Linked DNA regions of Homo sapiens: region 2 is linked to region 1. A link is a contact called in ENCODE Hi-C or POLR2A ChIA-PET data. All regions are on one chromosome and are shown on one strand. The core of a region is the stretch at or near the end of the contact, and the rest is flanking DNA. Distances in the headings are between cores, read along the strand shown.

Region 1 (4,436 bases), core at 1,055-3,554:
AAGCAAACACAGGCTGTGCCCTCATGGGGATTATTCATTTCCTTGGTTAGCAAAATTCTCTACCTGGTTTACAGGGTCGTCCACAAGAATAGCTAGTATCTGTCTGTCTGTCTATCTGTCCATCCATCTACCTCTCTCTATCCCTCCCTCCTTTCCTCCTTCCCCCAGAAACCCCACACACACCTTTTATGTCCCACCACTCCCCAAATACTCCCTGCTCAAGTAGACCACCTAATATTTTCAGCTTCCCTCAAAAGGTATTTTTAAGCATCTTGAAATGCCATTTGCATACAAAGCCTTGGCTAATTAGAATCTTTCTACCTTTTCCTTAGAGTCTCGGATGGCTTTATCTTTCCCCTTTACCAATCTCAGCATTAACTACCCACAAGCCTGCACACCTCCTCCAGCTGGTGTCCCTGACCCTCCTCAAGCCACCAGTCTCCCCCCAGTTCCTCCACCCCTTCACCTTGGCATCCACAAAGCTCAAAGGGAACCAACGGCCTGACTTCTCAGGGGCTCATCTAGTCCTTCATCTCATCTTTGACAGTAGCGGATGTCAACAGCAAGAACCACTTCCACTATTTCAGAATCTTCTGCTGAGGTCCACCATACGACAGGCAGGGCAGAAGCTTTGAGTGACACCTGGCTGGTGGCTAGAAAGCAACCTCAGATGCACTCAGTGATGCCGACCATAGCAGGCAGCAAGCTACATGGAGGCCAAACTCCAGCGCCTTGCACAAAGCCTGATGCATAGTAGGTGCTCAATAATGGTCAGTTGCTGCTAAAACTGTTTATCTTTGAAAGTTTTGCTAAGTAAGGTAGAAGATTTTCCCTCTATAGTTAAATGAAGAGAAAATGAGCAATTTTATGCTAACTGTGCCCTTAAAATATTAGAGAAAACTGTTCTTAGACAGGGGTGCAAATTTCAAAGGATCAGGGGCTATGCAGGTAAGTTTCATGAGCCAGTCAGGTTGGAGGCCAGTGCTGGGAAGATGAGGGGGCCAGTCAAGCTCGCTCCTACTGACTGTTACATCCAAGTTGTCAAAACAGGTGGGACATCAGAATTTTTAAAGATGAGCAACTATTGTGGCCAGATGGTGTTTGATCTCTGGTTCAACCTCTGTTTAAACACTCCTCCCTTCCCCTACCCAGCCCTCTCTATCTTGTTACACCCGTTTGGAACAGAAAAGATGTTTTTATAATTAGCATAGTGTTTATATTCCAATGGGAGCATTCAAAAGGCTTAAAAATAGAATGATTCCTTACACACCTTAGAGCTCTTCCCCTGAAGATCTTCTTTACACTAGCATTTTCCCTAGCAAATCTTTTGGAAAGGTCAACTGCAGTTTACAAAATCATAAACCGGCAACTCCGAATGATTGGGATTTTGTTGCATACACTGAGGCAACTTTAAAGTCCCACCCAATGGGTTCTTCTGCTTCAGTGCTTAGTGGCTCTGAGATTAATGGCTCTACAGAGAAGCGCACGTGAGGAGAGCCCCAAGGTGCCTATATCCTGCGTCTTGAAGGCCTGGCTGCCAGAGGGAACCAAAAGAGGCTCTTGGAATTTGGCAGGCCTCTGGGATCCTGGAACAAACATGGACTTTGGTTTAAGGAAACCCGACTTAGAAGACTTAGACACTACCTTGCTAAGGGCCAATTTATCCCATTTACAGAAAGGGTGTTCTCATCACAGAAAGAACCGGGGGAGCAACCGCCTTAAAAAGCAGCTCTCTCCTGGGGTAATAACTCAGTGTTCATGTCTCCTTATATTAGCCAGCAGCATGTTAAATAAAAAGTGTGCTTAGAGGGGGAAAGGGTGGTCCAGGTTGGGGGAGGCTGAATAAACAAAATTCATCTATTTTCTTTGCTGCAGGACTTTTCAGAGCCTTTAAAGACCCAATGGCCACTGTGAATTTCTAAGACACAGTGTGTTCCATTCACAGGTTTATCTAGCCCTCAATTCACCTCCACCTTCCTCTCCCATGTCCCCGTGGAGCATACAGCCTGAGCCACATTTCAGAAGTAAGGGCAACAAGCCTCAACTTCTAAGATTAGGAGAGAAAGGGACTTGCCAAAGATCCACAGCTCATTAAGTCTACCCTCAAACCCAAGACAACAGTCTTTCCACAGCACCCACCCTCCCTCCCTCAAGACCATTGCTGCCTGCCCTACTGGTTTAGCCAAACAAGATCTGACCAAAGATAGACACTGACTGCAGTGTTCAAGAACCAAGGAGTGATATCTGCCAAGTTCCCAAGCCTGGCATAAACTGCTGAAAAGTATGAAGCAACAGCTGGGCCCAGAGCTGCAGGATCTTGGCTCTAAGAGGCCTGCCTTAGTGGTCAGCCAGCAACTGCTTTCATACCTCCAAGGGTAGGGCTGTCGCCCCCTCCTGCAGGTTCCTCACAACTGGATACTGGCTAAAGAACATTGCTAGTGTTTTCTTTCCCGTGACTCCAATGCTGCACATTGCAGGGTTTGTCAGGGGGATGTAGCTTTATGTTAAATCTATCTGCAGAAGAAGGCGGTCAACCGCACAGACTTTGAGGGACAGCAATCCTGAATTCAAATCTCAACTCTACCACTTACCAGTTAACACTGAGATCGCTTCAACCCTGTGAGCCTCAGTATCCTCATCTGTAAAAGGGGGGAATACCACCTCCCTGCGTGTGGGCAGGTGGGCACTGAGTGAGATTCTAGGGGCAGCTTCCCTTCACTCAGCACAGGCGTTAGAGAAAGCAGCTCTTACACGTGGCAGCGGTTCCTGGTGAAATCCACTCTGCTCACTCTCCCGTTTCCAGAGTTTGAACCTCCCTTATAGATCACTTGCCCTGACAGCTGCCCCTGGAAACTGTCCAGATGAACTTGCTGTGAAGGAAGAGCAGAGACCAAGCAGAATGTCTGGAGTAACAGCCGCCTCTGACCTTGGAGGGTTTTCTTGAAGGCCCAAGGTTCCCTGGTACAAAACAGCCCAGGCCAGAAGAGATCAGAAAATCCTCGTAACTGTTGCTAAAGGGATGTTAAAGCGCTGGTCCATCACTTAACTGTACAGATGGGGAAAATGAGGCCAAGGGGGGTGGGATCTGTCTTGGCACCCACAGAGGTCAGTGGCAGCACCAGACAGGGCCTCTGACACCTTCCCATCCCTCCTTTGGTGCATCCCACGACAGGGGAGGAAGACGAGGGGAGGAACTCTAGGAAGGTGATGTGGCATCCCCAACCCTCATCACGTTCCACTGATTTTTTAATAGACTTTAACAATTTACTGACACCAGCAGAGCTTATAAAATAGTTTAATTGAATTAATTAGGCAGTCCCGACTTACTCCTGAGTTCCCCCTTTGGCTCCGGGGAGGCTGTGCCTGCTGCCTGCTTAACCCCTTGCATCCTAGAAAGACTGTCACTCACTCACATTTAAAATGATTCACCATATTCTCTGACAGTTTCTTTCCTAAACTGGCTCTTACCCTGGCCCCACCCATATCCCAGCACTAAGCACACGTCTGCTGCCTGCATCTGCCAGGCCTGAGTTGCTGAAATCCCATCCTAATCCCATCCTAATCAAATTTAAATGGAGGAGATCCCTTTGTGTAGATGAATGCTGCCTTCTCCTGTATGTTCTCAGGGGACAGGGGCAGCAAGAGTGGGATCAGTGCCCCAGCATGGGAGCCACTCACTGGTCTGGCTGGGAAATGGCCACTCCTCACCATTCCTCCAATCTCCTTAGCCTCAACTTCCCTTGAAGCAGAGGCTGGCTCCTGCCACACAAAGTGTGGTCGGTGGCAGTATCAGCACCAGCTGAGAGCTTATTAGAAATGAAGACTCTCAGGCCCCGCCCACACCTGCTGAATCAGAATCTCTGGGGGTGGGGCCCAGCAATCTGTGTTTCAGGCCCTCCTTCGCGTTCTAGGACAAGCTAACACTAAAGAAGTGGTCTGGGTGATCAACAAGACTCCTTCTAGATTGAAAAGTCTGAGAAACAATCTAAAACATGAAAATGAATTCACTTACAAGATATTCTTTTCAGCAATATTTACAATAAGGAAAACCTGTAAATAGCAAAACATCCCCCAAAACAGGCCACTGTTGGGCTGTCGAGGGTACAGCCACCTCATGGAATACCCGCAGTCAAAACCCTCAAGGCTTGCAATAACACTGGGAAACAGGAATCTTATAATGTTGAGCTTTTTTAAAAAAATCAGGAGAGAATTTGTATCCATCCCACCTATTAGTAAAGAAAAAACAATACCGGCCAGGCACGGTGGCTCACGCCTATGATCCCAGCACGTTGGGAGGCCAAGGCGGGCGGATCACCTGAGGTCAGGAGCTCGAGACCATCCTAGATAACACGGTGAAACCCCGTCTCTACTAAAAATACAATAATCAGCTGGGCATCGTGGCAGGTGCCTGTAATCCCAGCTACTCGGGAGGCTAA
Region 2 (4,436 bases), core at 1,119-3,618, 51 kb before region 1:
GATGGTGGCAGATGAGAGTTGCTTCATTGGAATATGGATGGACAATGGATTCAGTGGGAGATGTCCAAGACACATGTGTCAGTATCACAGCACCTGGCAATCACAGCGTGTGGGCCTGGCCGAGTCCAGCTACACCATGACGACAGAGCCAAAGTCCACTGTGTTGGGAACACCAACTCCCAGGGTGGAGTTCCATACACGCCAGGCCGGTGTGGTCTGTCCTTACAAATACATCACAGCCATTCCTTCCAAGTGGATTAAGCTGAACCTCTGACATTGCCATGTGCTGAGGCCAAAATGTTCTAACACCAGCAGTTTCATATGATTCAACCTAAACAGCAAACTCATCTGTACCCTGTGCAAACTGACCTGAGTCTCAATTTGAACCGAAGCTTAAGAGAACAGAGTTTAGAGTTAGAACATCGGAGTTCAAGGCCTGGTTTTGCCGTTTTCTAGCTCTGCGATCTTCAGCAAGTCACACGTATTTCCAAGGCCTCGATTTCTCCCTCTGCAAAATGGCAAGATGCTCATCACAGGACCTACTTCACGGGACTGGCTTGGGACTTGAGATAGCTTAAATAAGGTAAAACATGTAATAGCATGTAAAAGTACTTAGTGAGTGCTTGGCTATAATAATGAAAATAATCACTGACAACCCTATAGTTATAGAGGCCACTATTTATTGGGTCTAGGAAACTGAGGCACAGAAAAACAGAATGATATGTATAAGATGAACGAGTCGCAGAGCCAGCCTGGGGTGGACCATGGGTCTTCTGCCTCAAGGCCTTCCCCGAATCCCAAGCTGCAAGTCGGCATCTCATGAGTGGCCACCAGACCACACAGCCCGAAGGCCTTCTCCAACGGTGCAGCCAGAATGACAGTAATGTCACTAAAGTACTAAGCGCAGCCCTGGTATACATAGTCATTACTCAGGTAATGGAAACTCCCACTGCAGCTGCTGTTGTTCCACCATCTTCCGCCACTGGACTGTGTGCTCCTTAAGGATGTAGCTTGTTTCCCTGGCTCTGAGTCTCATTTTGAACCTCAGACAAGCTCGTTCCTTTCTCTGCACCTGAGATTCTCCATAGGTAAAAAATGGGGGCGGAGAAGGAGGTTAAATCAGGTCATCTCCCCCACTCCATGTGGAGTTGACCCAACCTTAAAACCAGACTCCTCTATGACAAATAAAATAAGGAGGACCCCAGTGAGATCCTCCTTCTCACTCTCGTAAAGCTGGGGTGAAGGTGTATCTAAGCCCTCCAGCCCCGAATAAGGGTGCCTGTCCCCTCTTCCCAGCCCCACCCATTCCTTATTCACCAGTTTCCCCTCAGGACCTGGGCAAGGCTATTTTTGGTTTCATTCGACCCTCCTCTTCCCTCCCAAATGAATGTGAAGTTGTTCTTTTCCATTCTCTTATTAAGGGTTTTCTTGGAAAGAAAATATTATTCCAAACCCAGAAATTTTATTTCTAAATTTGTGCAAATGTAAGTTGTAAGACATTAGCTGCATTTCACATTTTGTGCAAATGGCAGAAACAGGCAATTCGTGTGCTCCAGGATGGGGGCTGGCCAACGATTTCGATAAAATAAACCCTTTTTTAATTTAAATGCTAATGCACTGAATTAAAATTTAATAACTGAGGAAATTGAAAAGCCGAGCAGGAATATTGGAAATAAATCCAAGCAGAAACAGCTGAAATTAAAAATTCTAGAGAGTGGGAGGATAGCAGCTAAGCTGTCTTATATGATTACATTTTTTTTTTTTTCAGAATGAAGCAAAAAAAAAAAAAAATCCTATCTCTCGCTGGCTCTAGGGCAGTAAATCCACAGTGCTGTGATTTATTGCTCAATTTTCCTGAGGGAAAAAGGCTTTCTTTCATGCTGAAATATTTCATAAATTTCAAGCCAGCATAAATTCTTAATTTAAAAGTTATGGAGGTCACATTTAGTGCACTGGTACGGTTCCAAAATCTTAAAGGAATAGCAGCAACCAAAAAAAAAAAAAAAAAAAAAAGCAGAAAGGAGGGGTAGAATTTGCTCTTTTCTTTTTTTCCTTTTTTTCATTTTGGTTTTAATTCTCACAAGTTGAAATTTCATTATTAAAGATTCCTCCTGGATGGATAGAACCCAAGCACGTGGGGAACCGCTGTGTGTTTGGAAAAACCTGCTGCAAAAGATGAAGAGATAAAGATTTAATTCAATTATAAAATGGCATTTTTTTTTTTAAGCCACTTGAGGAATTTCTGGTAAAAATTTCCTCCCTTCATTGCCCGGGAAGCGGTGAGGGTGGGGGAGGGTGGCCAATGTAATTGCTTCTCTTAGATCTCCAATCTTTTGTGCTCACTGATATATTCATTTGTTATACAGCTGTTCAGCGGCGGAAAGAATGCTGGGGCGCCCATAATTCTAAGCAAATCAATCAAAAATTAATGATTTGTCATGCTTGCACAATGGAGGAAAAACAGCTCCTTAGGTCCTGGCTGCCTGATCTCGAAGAATGAAATGCCTTTCTTCGATAAGAGAACCGAGCCTGAGGCTCGGGGAGGCTGAGGTGCTGCCACAAATGTGGGGGCCTCACAGTCCCCCTAGCTCTGTGAGGTTAGAAGGGGGCCGCCATCTTGGAGGGGGCATTTCCAAGATGGCGCCTCAGCTAGCCAAGCTCAAGATGGACCTGGCGCAGCACATTTTCACAGTGCTATAATTAGGATTTTGCCTTTTCCTCCCCCACCGCAACTCAAAAATTACTTGGTCTCTAGAGAATTGAATGGCTCCCTCCTCCCCCAGCTAGATTTAATTTGTCCCTGTTCATTGTTTTCCCAACACTGCTGACACGCAGACATCAACCAACTCTACGGGACTGGGACTGGGGCTGCAGTTCCTGAAGCGTCTGTCACCCCCCAGGGTGTGTGCTGCCCCTCCTCCAAAGGCCACATCCCACACATGACCATGTCACCAGCACCCAGCTCAGGGCCTGGCACAGGGCAAATACTCGGCAAATATAGTTGAATCTGTTAATTATGATTGTTTCTCAAAAAAATACTGACAATGAGGTTGCTTAGATGAATGGTGCATTGGCAATCATGCTTGAATGAAATATATCAATTGACCTCAAATAATTAATCATTCCTTTATTCACTCAGCAGATAGTTCTTGGAAACCTACTATGTGGCAAGTACTCTGCTGGGCTCTGGGTGGATGACGTCAAATCCACTAGGGGACAATTTTGAATGCCCAGTGGTCAGTATTTTTCAGGCTTCTCTGCACCCTTATGGAAGGGAAGCATGAACATGAACCCAGAGAGAAATGGGAGTTTCTCTGCATGCTCAAATGCCCTTTGAAGTCTTGTAGCTTACTAATTCTTACCAATACATTTGAATATTACATTCAAACTACCAAATACATACGACACCATAATACATATTTCATATATTTTTATATGTTAGTACAAACATCAACATTGTTTTAAACGACCAGCTGGTACAATTAACCTTGCAGGAAGATATGTGACCTCGGCAGTGGGTGCAACCAAGTGCATTTAACCTGGAGGCCTGCAGGGGGCACTGCGCTTGCAAGAAGCACCCACCAACCCAGGACCTGCCCAGAGGATGATTCTATGTCCCCTAATATTTAGAGGACAGTTGGTCTGAAACAACTCAAGCTTTATTTATATATCTATTTCCTTTCCAAAAGCCAGTGAATCCCCAAAACTTAACATGTAACTTTCTGTCTCCTCCACTGAGGCACAAGACTCAAATAAGGAAAATTCACTCATTCATCCAACAAACATTTATCAAGCTCCTTCTACATGCCAGACATCATTTTAGGCAGTTGGGATATATCTATACCCTTGTGGCAATTACATTCAAGTGGGGGGAGACGCTAACATTAGGCGTAATAAATAAGTAAAACATATAGCATGCTTGAAAGTAATCAGTTCTATGGTGTGTGGGGGAGGCGGGGGAGTCATGAACAGGGAAGGATAGGGTGGTCAGGAATGCTGGGGACAAGGGAGGAGCCACAGGCTGCAATTTTAAGTAGGGTAGTTGGGTAGGCATCATTGGGTGAACACTGTAAGAGGGTGAGAGAGTTGGCCATGTGGTGTCTGGGGCAAAGTGGATGCCAGTGCAAATGACCCCAGGACAGGAGCATGCCTGGTGTGCTTGGCAAACAGCAAGAATGTCAGGATACCTGGGGCAGAGTACATGAGGACAAGAGGAGGAGAGATCATGGGAGGTCAGCTCATGCAGAGCCTTGCAGGCCACCGAAGAGCCTTGGCTTCTACTCTGGAAAGCCACTAGAAGGTTTTGGCAAAGTGACATACTTTGACTTACATTTTAGAAAGATCACTCTGGTTGCTGTGTTGAAAGGAGACCATGAGGCCAGGGGGGAAACAGAAGGCTGGCAGGGCTACGGAGCAGTCCAGGGAAAAGATGATGG

The links. Hi-C counts contacts between places; a loop is a spot of excess contacts on that map. ChIA-PET counts read pairs that join two places held with the same protein, here RNA polymerase II (POLR2A). Pooled maps may share reads with other maps.
Region 2: a loop to region 1 is called in a pooled map, with 2.0 times the contacts of the local background. The contact joins two enhancer-like sites. A Hi-C loop is called at or near these places in 4 of 168 maps with a recorded cell type or tissue (Right ventricle myocardium superior, ascending aorta, endothelial cell of hepatic sinusoid and 1 more) and 3 of 50 pooled maps. POLR2A ChIA-PET finds 5 or more read pairs at or near these places in 5 of 52 experiments (AG04449, BJ, HEK293 and 2 more).

The regions. Positions count from the first base shown.
Region 1 is chr9:113,911,444-113,915,879 of GRCh38, reverse strand. The region is part of intron 1 of ZNF618 (zinc finger protein 618); the gene reads right to left. Among named protein-coding and RNA genes, the nearest start is that of ZNF618, 37 kb to the right of the region's middle. Within about 2 kb of position 2,304, at least 6 of the 41 ENCODE cell types and tissues checked have a DNase peak (open chromatin) inside an H3K27ac peak, as active enhancers do.
Region 2 is chr9:113,962,328-113,966,763 of GRCh38, reverse strand. The region is part of intron 1 of ZNF618 (zinc finger protein 618); the gene reads right to left. Among named protein-coding and RNA genes, the nearest start is that of ZNF618, 88 kb to the right of the region's middle. RefSeq lists enhancers at 1,231-2,608, 2,247-2,747. Within about 2 kb of position 2,368, at least 2 of the 41 ENCODE cell types and tissues checked have a DNase peak (open chromatin) inside an H3K27ac peak, as active enhancers do.